Regions from separate parts of the Homo sapiens genome. Here regions 1 and 2 are each linked to region 3. Evidence: chromatin contacts called from ENCODE Hi-C or POLR2A ChIA-PET data. All regions are on one chromosome and are shown on one strand. Each heading gives the region's core, a stretch centred on a gene start or an enhancer-like site at or near the end of the contact. The rest is flanking DNA. Distances are from core to core; before and after follow the strand shown. Region 1 has its middle 100 kb from the start of TJP1. Region 2 holds the start of TJP1 (tight junction protein 1). Region 3 has its middle 49 kb from the start of TJP1.

Evidence for each region. A loop is a pair of places that touch in the nucleus more often than their neighbours do. ChIA-PET counts read pairs that join two places held with the same protein, here RNA polymerase II (POLR2A). Pooled maps may share reads with other maps.
Region 1: a loop to region 3 is called in a map of heart right ventricle, with 1.9 times the contacts of the local background. The contact joins two enhancer-like sites. A Hi-C loop is called at or near these places in 17 of 168 maps with a recorded cell type or tissue (Caco-2, IMR-90, Right ventricle myocardium inferior and 8 more), 1 of 37 single-sample maps with no recorded cell type and 12 of 50 pooled maps. POLR2A ChIA-PET finds 5 or more read pairs at or near these places in 7 of 52 experiments (AG04450, Caco-2, HEK293T and 3 more).
Region 2: a loop to region 3 is called in a map of ovary, with 10 times the contacts of the local background. The contact joins the promoter of TJP1 here to the enhancer-like site in region 3. A Hi-C loop is called at or near these places in 37 of 168 maps with a recorded cell type or tissue (Caco-2, IMR-90, Right ventricle myocardium inferior and 20 more) and 26 of 50 pooled maps. POLR2A ChIA-PET finds 5 or more read pairs at or near these places in 7 of 52 experiments (AG04450, BJ, HEK293T and 2 more).

The regions. Positions count from the first base shown.
Region 1 is chr15:29,923,314-29,927,584 of GRCh38, reverse strand. It overlaps a transcript of TJP1 not described here. Among named protein-coding and RNA genes, the nearest start is that of TJP1, 100 kb to the right of the region's middle. RefSeq lists a silencer at 1,405-1,699 and an enhancer at 3,282-3,831. Within about 2 kb of position 2,669, at least 11 of the 41 ENCODE cell types and tissues checked have a DNase peak (open chromatin) inside an H3K27ac peak, as active enhancers do; they include heart right ventricle, where a contact is called at or near this core.
Region 2 is chr15:29,820,569-29,824,782 of GRCh38, reverse strand. It overlaps TJP1 (tight junction protein 1), which reads left to right and starts at 2,315. Exons shown (of 28, transcript NM_001330239.4): 1 at 2,315-2,781. The coding sequence starts at 2,755. LOC124903451 (a long non-coding RNA gene) reads right to left here and starts at 275. Exons shown (of 2, transcript XR_007064546.1): 1 at 167-275.
Region 3 is chr15:29,869,238-29,873,389 of GRCh38, reverse strand. It overlaps a transcript of TJP1 not described here. Among named protein-coding and RNA genes, the nearest start is that of TJP1, 49 kb to the right of the region's middle. RefSeq lists enhancers at 1-482, 483-984. Within about 2 kb of position 1,785, at least 15 of the 41 ENCODE cell types and tissues checked have a DNase peak (open chromatin) inside an H3K27ac peak, as active enhancers do; they include adrenal gland, ascending aorta, dorsolateral prefrontal cortex and 8 more, where a contact is called at or near this core.

The DNA of each region.
Region 1 (4,271 bases), core at 1,420-3,919, 53 kb before region 3:
GTTGTGTTCAGAGGGGGAGTTAATCTGAATTATCTCATCCTTCAGTCTCAGAATCTAAATTCCTCCAGTATATTTATTTTTTCCTCTTTTTCTCTTAACCTCTGTGTATCTGCATGTGTCTCTATGGATTTTGTGGGGTTTACTTTTCTTTTTACATGGTCTAAATTTTCATCCAGTTAAGTGGACACATTTTATTTATTTATACTTGTGATTTATGATGTACTTGGATATATTTCTATCATATTTTTCTTTCCTTCCTTTTTTTGAGGCAGAGTCTTGCTTTGTCACCCAGGCTGGAGTGCAGTGCTGTGATCTCAGCTCACTGCAACCTCTGCCTCCCAGGTTCAAACGATTCTCCTGCCTCAGCCTCCTGAATAGCTGGGATTACAGGCATGCGCCACCACGCCTAGCTAATTTTTGTATTTTTAGTACAGATGGGGTTTCACCATGTTGGCCAAGCTGGTCTTGAACTCTTGACCTCAGGTGATGCACCCACCTCACTATCATGTTTTTCTATGCTTTGTATTTACCTTTTGTTCCCTGGGATTTTTATTTCTTTGGGTCTTTAATAATTTCAAATGTACTCATTGTAGAACTTCTATCTGATAATTATATTATCTAGAGTTTTTTTAAATTTCTGTAATTTACACAAGTAGCTTGAATACTAGGGTAATTTTTCAGGCAAGAGTTTTTCTTTTTATCTTTTTAACATTTATTTCAAAACGTGTCAGTCATTTTCACTACTAAAATCCAGAGAAGACACCAAAGTGAAGACAGGATTAGAAAATATGACCAGTGAAAAATAAATGAGAAACAGAAAATATGTCTTGAAAATATTCCTTACAATAAGAAGCAATCAAAAGTAGAAATCAAGATGAAGAAAGTAGAACCAGATTAGGTATTATTAAGTCATTGTCCGTCACACATATTAATTCATTTCTTGTCCCCAAATACTTTTTTTTTTTTTTTTCTGAAATGGAGTTTTGCTCTTGTTACCCAGGCTGGAGTGCAATGGCGCAGTCTTGGCTCACTGCATCCTCCACCTCCCGGGTTCAAGCAATTCTCCTGCCTCAGCCTCCCGAGTAGCTGAGATTACAGGCATGCTCCACTATGTCCGGTTAATTTGTTGCATTTTTTTGTAGAGACGGTTTCACCATGTCGGCCAGACTGGTCTTGAACTCCTGACCTCAGGTGATCCACCTGCCTCGGTCTCCCAAAGTGCTAAGATTGCAAGTGTGAGCTTCTGCGCCTAGCTCTTGTTCCCAAATGCTTCTTTACTATTTGATAGGTTCATGTGGTTGTGGGATTTTTGACTGCTTGTGGGAATAAGGATAAAGATTATGCAGTAAAGCTCTTTTAAAAAAATATCAGCTTTTGCTTATAAACTCTAGACTTATTTACTGTACTTTAAAAGTTCACAAAAACACTTCTATTTCTTTCACCTCATTTTTATCCTTGTTTCTTTGGTTTTCATTAAGTCTGTTGTCTGAGCATAGAGCTTATTCCACTGGGGGGAGTGTGGGTCCTGGCATGGTGAGCTAACTGCTGCACTAGCTGGCGGCTCCCTCCCTCCAAGGCTTGCTGGCCACCAGGAGGTGCTGCTGAGGGGTCTGAAAGTGGCTGTGGGTTAGAGGGGATGCCCAGGCAAACATTATTGGAGGGAAAGATTAAGAGATGGCAGGGAACAGAGGATGCAGGCCACTAGAGAAAGGAGCTAATATGTTTTTTATCTTTCTCTCTGTGACAGTCAAGATCTGCTTGTGTCAATAATGAAAAGCGTTGAACTTTACCCTTTCAGTGTTGAATTTTATGGTCTGTGAAATATCCTTCCATAAAGCTGTAAAAATGGAAGGTCTACCTGTCAGAAGAGCTGAAGGAGAATGTGTCAGAGACTGCTGACCTGCCTATGGACCCAGGAGCCTGCTGACTCAGTGTGACACATACCTTTAAGAACAGCCCATACTAGAAAAAAGGGTGCGTGTATTTGTGTATTTCTAAGAATAATGTCCCAGCCTCTTGGTGAATGCCACGGCTTAGAGGGTGTAACCTCCCTTTTGAAGATGAGGAAACTCAGGTATGGAAGTACTGAGTAGCTTTCTTGAGTAACCAGGAGAAGAAGAGGAGTAGCGCCTGAGTGTCTGCCCTCATGACCTCACCACACACCTGGTGGCAGATGTGCCAGAGTTGTCAGGGCTTCCTGATGCCCTCTGTCCTCAGTCCTCAAAGATGTGGGTGCTATCAGATCCTGGGCTGGAGAGCACTTGCTTCCTCATGCTGTGTGACATCTGGAACATGCTGTGAGAGTAGAATAAGAATTCCAAGTAAAATTATACAGTATATTCTGAAAGAAAGGTAAATTTTGCATACCCAGCCTGCAGAAAGTGTAACAGCTTGTGGTGACCAGGACTGGTTGCTGCCCCTCTGAATCACGCTTTAGACAAGTGGTTGGAAATTGTAGACTGCCACAACCCCTGGTTGTTTGCATAGCATAATCAGCTCTCTGATTATTTCCTGTGACTGGAGTGGGTTCAACAAGAAGATGCTACAGGGAACTGCTGGCACAGGTAGACACAGCCACCATTCCCATGGGATTAGCCTTGCTGTTCACAGCCACTGCATTCTGGGAGACTTCCTGCCCCAGCATTTCAGCAAAAGCTAAGTACCTTGGAATTTAAGCACTGGGACTATGGGGAGGAGTCAGAGCTGCCCCGTGGGCCTAGCCCCTACCAGCATTCCCAGCATTCCTTAGATAACAGCTAACTGCAGCCGACTTGCAAACCGGCCCTAGGGTTAAGATCTCCGTTTAGGAGAGCAACCAAGTTGAATCTCATGGCTGAGATTTCTGGGAAAGAGCCTGTCATTAGCCCACCCCATCCCCAGATTAGCCCCTGCTCCTGAGACTAGGCAGTGTGGTCACATTACACCAAGACAGTGGCTCTCAAGGAAAGGGATGGTATTCAGAGAAGGCAGTAGGTGCTCCCACATCCATGTTGTTGTAGAAATGTATAATATACATAAAAGGGATCACATTATATATACACTTTTATGTTCTGCTTTATTCACTTATACATCATGAACACTCTATAGTTCATATTCTTTGAAAACATTTTAATGTCTTTTTGCTATCTCTTGTATGGGCATATTATGGTTTATTGATTCTTCTACTGTTAAACATTTAGATTTTTTGCAGTTTTTTCCAATTATAAAAATTATTGGCTGAGCATGGTGGCTCATCCGTGTAATCCCAGCATGTTGGGAGGCCGAGATGGGCAGATCACTTGAGCCCATCTCAGAGTTTTGAGACCAGCCTGAGGAACATGGCAAAACCCTGTCTCTACAAAAATTAGCTAGGTGTGGTGGCGTGTGCCTGTAGTCTCAGCTACTTGGGAGACTGAGGTGGGAGGATCATTTGAGCCCAGAGAGGTTGAGGCTGAAGTGAGCAGTGATTGTGCCACTGAACTCCAGTTTGGGTGACAGATTTAGTTTTTGTATTTCCTTATTAAAGGTTTCAAAAAGATCACCTCTGAATTAAAGGATAAGAAATTTTAGCTGTCATTATGTACTGTCAATATGTCAGATAGCTTTTTAGAAAGGTGGAGTAACAAATGAATATAGAGCTGATTTGTTGCATGCCAGTGGTGAAACTCACACACATTAGAATAACACATAGGCATGTTTAGCTGTAAGCATGAGGGTACTCAGGTGGCAGGGGTCACGCAAACATTCCACATATGGGAGAGCTTTTGGTTTTTAACAGCTTTATTGAGAGAATTTAAATGCCATACAATGCACTCATTTAAAGTGTACAATTCAGTGGCTTGTATTATATTCACAGAGTTGAATATACTACTACATGCATAGAGTTGAATATGCATCCATCACCACAGTCATGTTTAGAGTATTTTCATTACCAGCTGTCACCCCCTACTACCTCCATCCCAAGTCTGCAACCACTAATCTACTGTCTTTATAGATTTTCCTATTTGGGATATTCCATGTAAATAGAATCATATAATATATGGTCCTTTGTGTCTGGTCTTTGACTTTGCATGCTGTTTTTAAGGTTCATCCATGTTGTAGCATGTATCAATACTTCATTCCTGTTTATTGCTGATAGGAGAGCTTATATCACATCAGCAGAAGGGCCTGTGAGTCTGCGGTTAGAGAAAGGGAATTGAGGACCCATTTGGGAGCAGTGATCATGAATTATAGTGGCACTGATTTTCTTTATTATGTGACTTTCTCCAGCATCCTTACATTTTCAGTGACTG
Region 2 (4,214 bases), core at 1,066-3,565, 49 kb after region 3:
AAAAATGTCAGTGCATTTGTAGATAGTGTCTCTAGATTTAGGTGCTATTAAAGACACCACACCTAGTTCTAGGCAGCTTATGCAATTGCACATCTTCTTAAATGGTAAAGATAATGTGAAAGGTCTTTCATCACCACCTTTTAAAATTAAAAAATACTTCCCAAACCTTTTTAAATGGTGTTTGCATATGAAGAAATTTAATCACAATTTTTTTTTTTTAATGGGGTCTCACTGTTTCCCAGGCTGGTCTCAAACTCCTGGCCTCAAAGAATCCTCTGGTCTTGGCCTCCCAAAGTGCTGGGATGATGATGATGATGATGATGATGATGATGATGATTTGAGACGGAGTTTCGCTCTTGTTGCCCAGGCTGGAGTGCAATGGCATGATCTCAGCTCATTGCAACCTCCGCCTCTCGGGTTCAAGCGATTCTCCTGCCTCAGCCTCCTGAATAGCTGGCATTACTGGCGTCTGTCACCATGCCCGGCTACTTTCCTATTTTTAGTAGAGATGGGGTTTCACCATGTCGGCCAGGCTGGTTTCGAACTCCTGACCTCAAGTGATCTGCCTGCCTTGGCCTCTCAAGTGCTGGGATTACAGGCTTGAGCCACTGCGCACGGCCCCAAGTGCTGGGATTATAAACGTGAGCAACTACGCCTGGCCACCATTTTTTTTTTTTTTTTTTTTTTTTTTTTTTTTTTTTGAGACAGAGTCTTGCTGGTTGCCCAGGCTGGAGTACAGTGGCACGATCTGGACTCACTGCAACCTCCGCCTCCTGGGTTCAAGTGATTCTTCTGCCTCAGCCTCCCGAGTAGCTGGGACTACAGGCACGCGCCACACCAGGCTAATTTTTGTATTTTTAATAAAGACGGAGTTTCACCATATTGGCCAGGCTGGTCTCAAACTCCTGACCTCGTGATCCGCTCGCCTCGGCCTCCCAAAGTGCTGGGATTACAGGCGTGAGCCACCACGCCTGGCCCACAATTCTTAAAAGAATAAATAATACTTTGTCCAAAAGCAAAACAATTACAACATGACTTTAAAACAAAAATGACTTCAACCATTTTTATGAAGAACAAAAAGGAATAAGGGTTTGGTTTGCAGAAGGCTCTTTTCTGGTTCAGACAGCTTTGGGTTGCAAGATGTGTGGCACTTCGAAGCCTTAATTGATACTTATGTATCACCTACACATACTTCTTTGTTAAATTTGTTCTTTTCATACAGTTGAATTCTAAAGAGAAAACCATTGTCTAAAGCCTGATGTTTATGATTTCTTCCATTTCTTCTGTGCCGGTTGTGGCACTATACCAGATACTTTAAAGATGTTATCATTGATGTTACTAAGGATTTCTGGCATTTTTTGAAGACCTTTACATTTACAAGTGTAGATTAGTGAGTCTAGGATTGGTTTCTTACCATGTTCCTTGGTGTTTAGCAAAGCCGTCAACATTGTGGGAAGTTTGTGTAGTGGCTGATTAAACTGGACCATGGACTGCACGTGTTTACACCCTTTTCTGCCCAACTTTGAGTTGGAGGGACAGCATTGGAATGCAGGGCAGCTTGACCCGTTCGGTCAACAAGAATTTCAGCAATCTTGATGGCCAAAAATAAACTTTTCAAGATTCCTGTCTAGATGGGCGGGAAAGAGACTTTGGATATATCTTGAGGTCTAATGTGGGGTGTGGGCCGAGATGTCACAGGTCTCTAGGGTGTTTCTCAGGCTGCTGCCTCCGGGTGCCCATGACCTCATCACCAGTTTCAGCCTTGGCAGTCGGCGCCGGTGAACGAGAGCAACGCTTCTGACCCTGCCGGAGCTCCTCGGAGATGAAAGCCATGACGCGCCTTGCAGAAAATGCATTCCGCCTTCCGTGGGAACAACGCCGAGGCACGCGGTGACAGCCGTGACCATGCTGTTTGCCCAGTGAAGGAAACAACTGTCGGGTATCGGCTCTGCCGGCCTTTCCAGCCGCACTCATGCATGGGGCTCACCCCATGATGTGCGTGGCTTGTCGAGGAGCAAGTGGACAAGTCTCTTAAGGAAAGCTTTGGTGCACAGGCGCTTTCTCCTTGGGGGCGAATTCTGCCAGACCTTGGATAAAAACAAACAGGAAGACTCGCACGGCAGCGGAAACTGTCTTCCAAGTTACTTGGGTTACCCGGCTTTTCCTTCCGCGCTTGGGGTCGGGACCCCGGCCGCTCGTCCCGCCCCCTCCCCCGCCGCGGCCCCGCCCCCTCCCCGCCTCGCCTCGCCTCGCCTCGTCCAGCCCCGCCCCCGCCGGGCCGGGCATGCTCAGTGGGCCGGGCCGGCAGGTTTGCGTGGCCGCTGAGTTGCCGGCGCCGGCTGAGCCAGCGGACGCCGCGTTCCTTGGCGGCCGCCGGTTCCCGGGAAGTTACGTGGCGAAGCCGGCTTCCGAGGAGACGCCGGGAGGCCACGGGTGCTGCTGACGGGCGGGCGACCGGGCGAGGCCGACGTGGCCGGGCTGCGAAAGCTGCGGGAGGCCGAGTGGGTGGCCGCGCTCGGAGGGAGGTGCCGGTCGGGCGCGCCCCGTGGAGAAGACCCGGGCGGGGCGGGCGCTTCCCGGACTTTTGTCCGAGTTGAATTCCCTCCCCCTGGGCCGGGCCCTTCCGGCCGCCCCCGCCCGTGCCCCGCTCGCTCTCGGGAGATGTTTATTTGGGCTGTGGCGTGAGGAGCGGGCGGGCCAGCGCCGCGGAGTTTCGGGTCCGAGGAGCCTCGCGCGGCGCTGGAGAGAGACAAGATGTCCGCCAGAGCTGCGGCCGCCAAGGTGAGCGCCTCCGCGGCCGCCAGGGCCAGACCGGGCCGACCGTCGCCGCCCGCCCACCGGCATCTGGCCCGCGTCCCGCCCTCCCTCGCTGGCGGCTGTCTGGGCCCCGGGGCGGCGGGGTGGGCAGGGCTGGCGCGGGGCCGCGGGCCGCGGGCCGCGGGCCGCGGGGAGCCCCTCGGGCGGGGGCGGCGCGGGCCGCACTGGGGGCGGCCGGGGAGGGGGCTGCGGGCGCCCGGCCGCCGTACTGGGCAGGTGCATAGCTGCCGGCGCCTGTGCCTGGCTGCGGCTCGCTGAGGGCGGGGACACGCAACAGGTCCCTCGCGGAGAAACTCGGCTCCAGTGAGGGTTCGGGGGCTGGAAGCCGGCTCTCAGCGGGTCGGGGCTTGGGGTGCCACCTCCTGCTGGCCGGGAGCTGCTGTCTTTGGAGGAGTGGTTGGTCCCCGGCGAAACCCTGTAGTTTCGATCTGATGTCACTCCCTGCGGTATGCGCACGCCAGCGATAAGGCTTTGAGACTGCAAAACACTCCACTCAGCCTGTGAGGCGTAGTAGGTCGGGTTTTCTTTCATGCTGTATTACTTATTTAAGGTAACTTTGAAAATAACCTCTTTAACATTTAATAATTTAACTTGAATTAAACTTTCACAAGTAATACAAAGTATTCCTACGAATGGACAATAAGATGAGCACTTAAAAATTAGTAAAGGCCGGTGAGTTCAGCCGAAAAAAGTAACGTTTTTCCTGTTACTTTTCCTATGTGCTCTGAAATATTATTGCATTTTCCCATTGCTTTGAAACTAACTTGTGTATTACATTAAAAAGCCAAAGTTCCTGAAAAACAGCTAGGATGCTCCTCCCATTTTGTATATTAATTTTTTCATCATAAAATAGTACTTGTTATTTCAAACAAAGGAATACAGAAATGTGAGGAGTAAAAAATCTCCCCTTTAAAGAATATCAATTCATTACTTCAAATAGTATCGAGATACTTGGGCAGGTAGTGGTTTTCTGTGTGTATTTTTGTTTGAAATGCTTACCCGTAACATCTGGGAGCAGGAATACTATGCCTCTGAAACTTTTGAACTCTCACAGAAGCTTGTTTGCTGGCTGGGAGAAGCTAGCGGTTACACTTATTAATGAATAGATTGTTTTAAGGGATATAGTATTCTTCGTTTAAGAAAAATTTAACTTGCACCTTTTGACCTTACATTGAGGAAGAACAATCTAAAGGTAAAACTTGATCCAGAGATTTAGGATAAAAGGCAACATTTTGCTTTGGTTTTAAAATAAGCTCCCATTATTTGTCTTTTCTGGGGCTTTCTTTCCTAGGAGGAAAGGCTTTGTTTCCGTATTACACAGAATGTCACTTTGTTCCTGAAGTGTGATCTCTGGTACTTAATATGCAAGACAACACACTTTTTAAGAGGTTATTTCA
Region 3 (4,152 bases), core at 536-3,035:
TTAGGTTTTTGCTGTGAGGGATGTCGCCTTTGAATTTGGGAACAGCTAATATCCAGAATCAATTTTTTAAAATCTGAATGGCAGAGAGAATTTCCCACAAGTGTTTAGTGTATGTGACAAAATATAAAGTGAGTTGTCTATTTAATAAGAAATTCTTTTGCTAAACGGACCTCAAAAGAAATGCTTGAAGCTCCCAGCACTCACTCTGCCCTTCAGGGACAGAATTTGCCCTTCACCCACAGCAGGCCTTTGTGTGTGTGCTTGCTGAATGAATCCATGAGCCTATGCAGTTTTCTTCTACCAGTTTTCATCTGTGAAATCCCATTCATCCTGCAAGACCCATTTCAAACGCAGCTTTGAATCCAAAAATGACTTTCTGTGGAAATGAATGGTGCGTGCACATGTGTGTTTGTTCCAGCCTTCTGTCAGCTCTTGGAGGCAGGGACCTGGCCCTATTCCCATGCGTATCTCTGGAATGCTGAGCCCACAGTGCAGGTAATACCTTGCAGAGTGAAAGAGGGCATTTGAGATCCCCTGTGAGACTCACTCAGAGTGGACGTGCCGCACGACCTCTTGCTGGTGACTGGACCTTTCTGTGTGGTGGCTTCTCCAAAGAGGGGACACCAAGCCCTTGGTGCAGGGCCATGACGAGGACTAAAGGAGGTTTGTATGAAGGGGCCTAATGCAGGGTTTGAATGCAGTAGATGCTTCTAACGTACCAGCTCCTAGTTCTTGCTTTTTTCCATCGTTTCGCTTAAAGCTCTTACCTAGAACTTCACCACCATTGAGGATCACAGAACCATTTTTTCTTCCCAATGAAGAAATAGTTTCAAAACAATTCTGAAGATCTCAAGTCTCAAAGAGGTTATGTGCCTTAAGGCCCTCGGCTTGTCAGAGGGCAGACCTCCGTGGAACATGGTCTATTGCAAAGGACCAGCTTTCTTCAGTATCTGAAATATGTTTTTGTTATACTATCCTTGAATTGTGTTTTTGATTTTCTGTTCTAGTCTGTGCTTTCATCTTTGTTTTAAATTTGAATTTGAGTTCAAGGCTCTTCATCATCATGTCTGATTGAAATATAAGATGACAAATCTAGGGAAAATCAGGTTGCCACATAATCTAGCACAGTTATTTGCACATGTATGCTTACAATATAAGTACCTCTCTAACCCTACAGCATACTAGAGTTTGTAAGAGAAAAAACAAGCAGAGCTGACTGTGTTTTGGACTGGTAATGAAATGGTATCAAGGAGTCTTCCAGCTGACAGCCTCATAGGCCTTCCTGCAGTCACCATTGTGTCCCCCGCTGCCTACGAGGTTTCTTCTTCCACAGCCCACCCTGTGTAAATGCCTGGCCTTCCTTCTGACAGCTGTGTGCTGTGTGTTCAGACCTGTACTCCTTCAAAATACCTCAGAAAATATGGAAGTATTTCTAAGGCCTTCCATTCAAAGAAGAGGCATAGGCGCTCTGTAATTGTTTAGTAACTTTTTTTTGTTTATACTTCTCATGTCTTATGGCAATAAATCTATTTTAATGCTTTTGTACAGCTTGGCTAGCCAATGGTTCAGTTATCTGTTGCTTTGCAAGAAACTTTGTGGATTGTTGATCATTCTCCCTCTTGGTTCTGTGAGTGGGCAGTTCTCCCTCGGGTCTCTCTTGGGGCTGCAGTCCGATGACGTTAGGGCTGGACTCACGGGAATGCCCAGTGGGGCTGTATGCCCAAGACGGCTTTTTCACGTGCAGCTTGGCGCCTCAGCTGGGTGGCCGGGCCAGCTGGGGCCGTCTCCTACGTGACTAACGCACTTCCTCATAGGAAGGCCTCTCCAGGCGGTTGCGCCTCTCCCACGGCAAGCTTTCCCAGAGGCGCAGGTGGCAGCAGCAAGGCTTCTGATGAGCAAGTCTCAGAAAGCCAATGGCTTCGCTTCTCCTACGTTCACAGAGAGGGGGCTACACGGGCAAATCATAGCAGGTTTTGCCCACGAGGGCATGGTGGGAGTGAGGGGAGCTGGAAGGAGATGTCATTTTTGATTAGCTACCACAGCCGGAAAAACCAACTGTATATATTTTCCCATTTTATAACGTTTGCACGTTTATTAATATGTCTAATTTTATAGTTACTCTCAGAATTTTTGAGGTCTCTTTTATCTCACTTCCTGCTTTGCATACGTTTTTAGGACTGTGTGGGTAATATCCCAAAAGTTGGTTAAATGAGCCTTGAGTTGCTGACAGAGGCTTCTGTTACCGTCTCTAAGTGAGTGTTCAGTGCCGTCTTTAGAGGAGTATCTTTCCTTTCCTTTGTCCAGTGAGAACACAGCGGAGTATTCAGAGCTTGCCTCTGGGAAATGCCTCCTCCCTGCTCTCCAGCTAGCGTTGAGGAGGTGGCTGGAGGAGGGAAGCCCTCTGTGTCCTGGGGCTGGCCGCCAGTTCCCTCGTGACCTTGGGCCAGTGATCACACATGCTCGGCCTCGGTTTCCTCTCTTTGAATATATCAATCAACTTGTTAGCTTTATTAATGTCCTTTATCTTCTCTTCTCTTTGCATTGGCCCTCTGTTTAAAATTGGTCTTTCTAGTCCATAAGCAGGTGTAAGAGATAAGCTGCTGTTTCGCAGCAGGCTCCTGGGAGCACAGGTTGTGTTACTGAGGCAGAATCGTTAGTCTTCCTAACATCCCTGCAGGGACAGTTCTCCTGACAGGAATTGATAAGGGCACATTATGTAAAATCTGGAGGGCAAGCCTTTCCCTTTTAGGTCAACACTCACCCGCAAGCTAAAAAGGCTAATCAACAGAAGCATTTTCTGTGTTCATTCCAGAGAATTTCCCAGGGGCACAATAAATCTAGCCTGCCTGTTTACAGGAACATTGTTATTTAACAAGCTAGTTTCCAAGCTTAAGAGTTTTCGGTTTCATCAAATCTAACCCAGCTTGCTAAATGCCTGACATTCATTATTGTCTGCTCCGGTTCCTCTGTGTATTATAAGATAATTTTGCATACTTAATATAAAGATAGTTTTTACACACAGGACTAACCTTAAATTTATTAGAAAACTATTCTAAACTCTTGGATCCCTTTCTCTTTTTTTTCTTAACCATTTACCTATGATTCCATCCTGTCTTTAACCTGCCCACTAGTACTTCTAGCTAGCTAGTTTATCTGATTTACACATTCAGTAATTTATTTGTTCATCCATCTAATGTTATTTTGAGCCTCTGCTCTGGGCTATATAAATGTGATATTAGAAAGAGGAAAGGGACAGGCACAGTGGCTCACGCCTGTAATCCCAGCACTTTGGGAGGCTGGGCGGTGGGGGGCGGGGTGGTGGATTGCCTGAGGTCAGGAGTTCGAGACCAGTCTGGCCAACATGGTGAGTCTGGCCAACATGGTGAAACCCCATCTGTACTAAAAATACAAAAAAATTAGCCAGACGTGGTGGTGGGCACTTATAATCCCACCTACTCGGGAGGCTGAGGCAGGAGAATCACTTGAACCAGGGAGGTGGAGGTTGCAGTGAGCCGAGATCGCGCCACTGCACTCCAGCCTGGGCAACAGAGTGAGACTCTGTCTCAAAAAAAAAAAAAAAAAAAAAAAAAAAAAGAAAGAAAGAAAGAAAGACAGGGGAAAGGATATCGTTCTGCCTTCAAGATGCTGGAGTCTAGTGAGGAGGCACAGACCCTTGGCAGGTGGAACAGGGCAGCGGGTGATGCGGTGTCTGTAAGGTGCCTGTCTGATTTGGCTTCAAGGGACTGATAAGTCGCCTCAGCAGTCACATCGTGGGGTGTGGGGTTTAACCTTGACCACAGTAGGAAGGATGAACTTGGGATTGCATTACTTCTTCTGGAATCTGGACCTTAGTGCAGAACCTTGGGTAGTGGGAGTTTAGGATAAATTATTTGTGGCTCAGGGATTGCTGAGATACATGTTTTCTAAATTTTGATAAACACTGCCAAATCTCCCAGAGATGTCACGTCTAACACACACTCCCTTCAATAGTATCTCAGTAAATGTTTTCCCAGGCCCTCCCTAGAGTTTTGCCAGTGTGATGGATGAAATAAACAGTATCTCTCTAAATTAAGGAAGCCAGCCCTTTGTAGCTGTGTTGAAATATTTTTCCTGTTTGTTGTTTGTTTGACTGTTGTGTCCTGCATAGAAAGA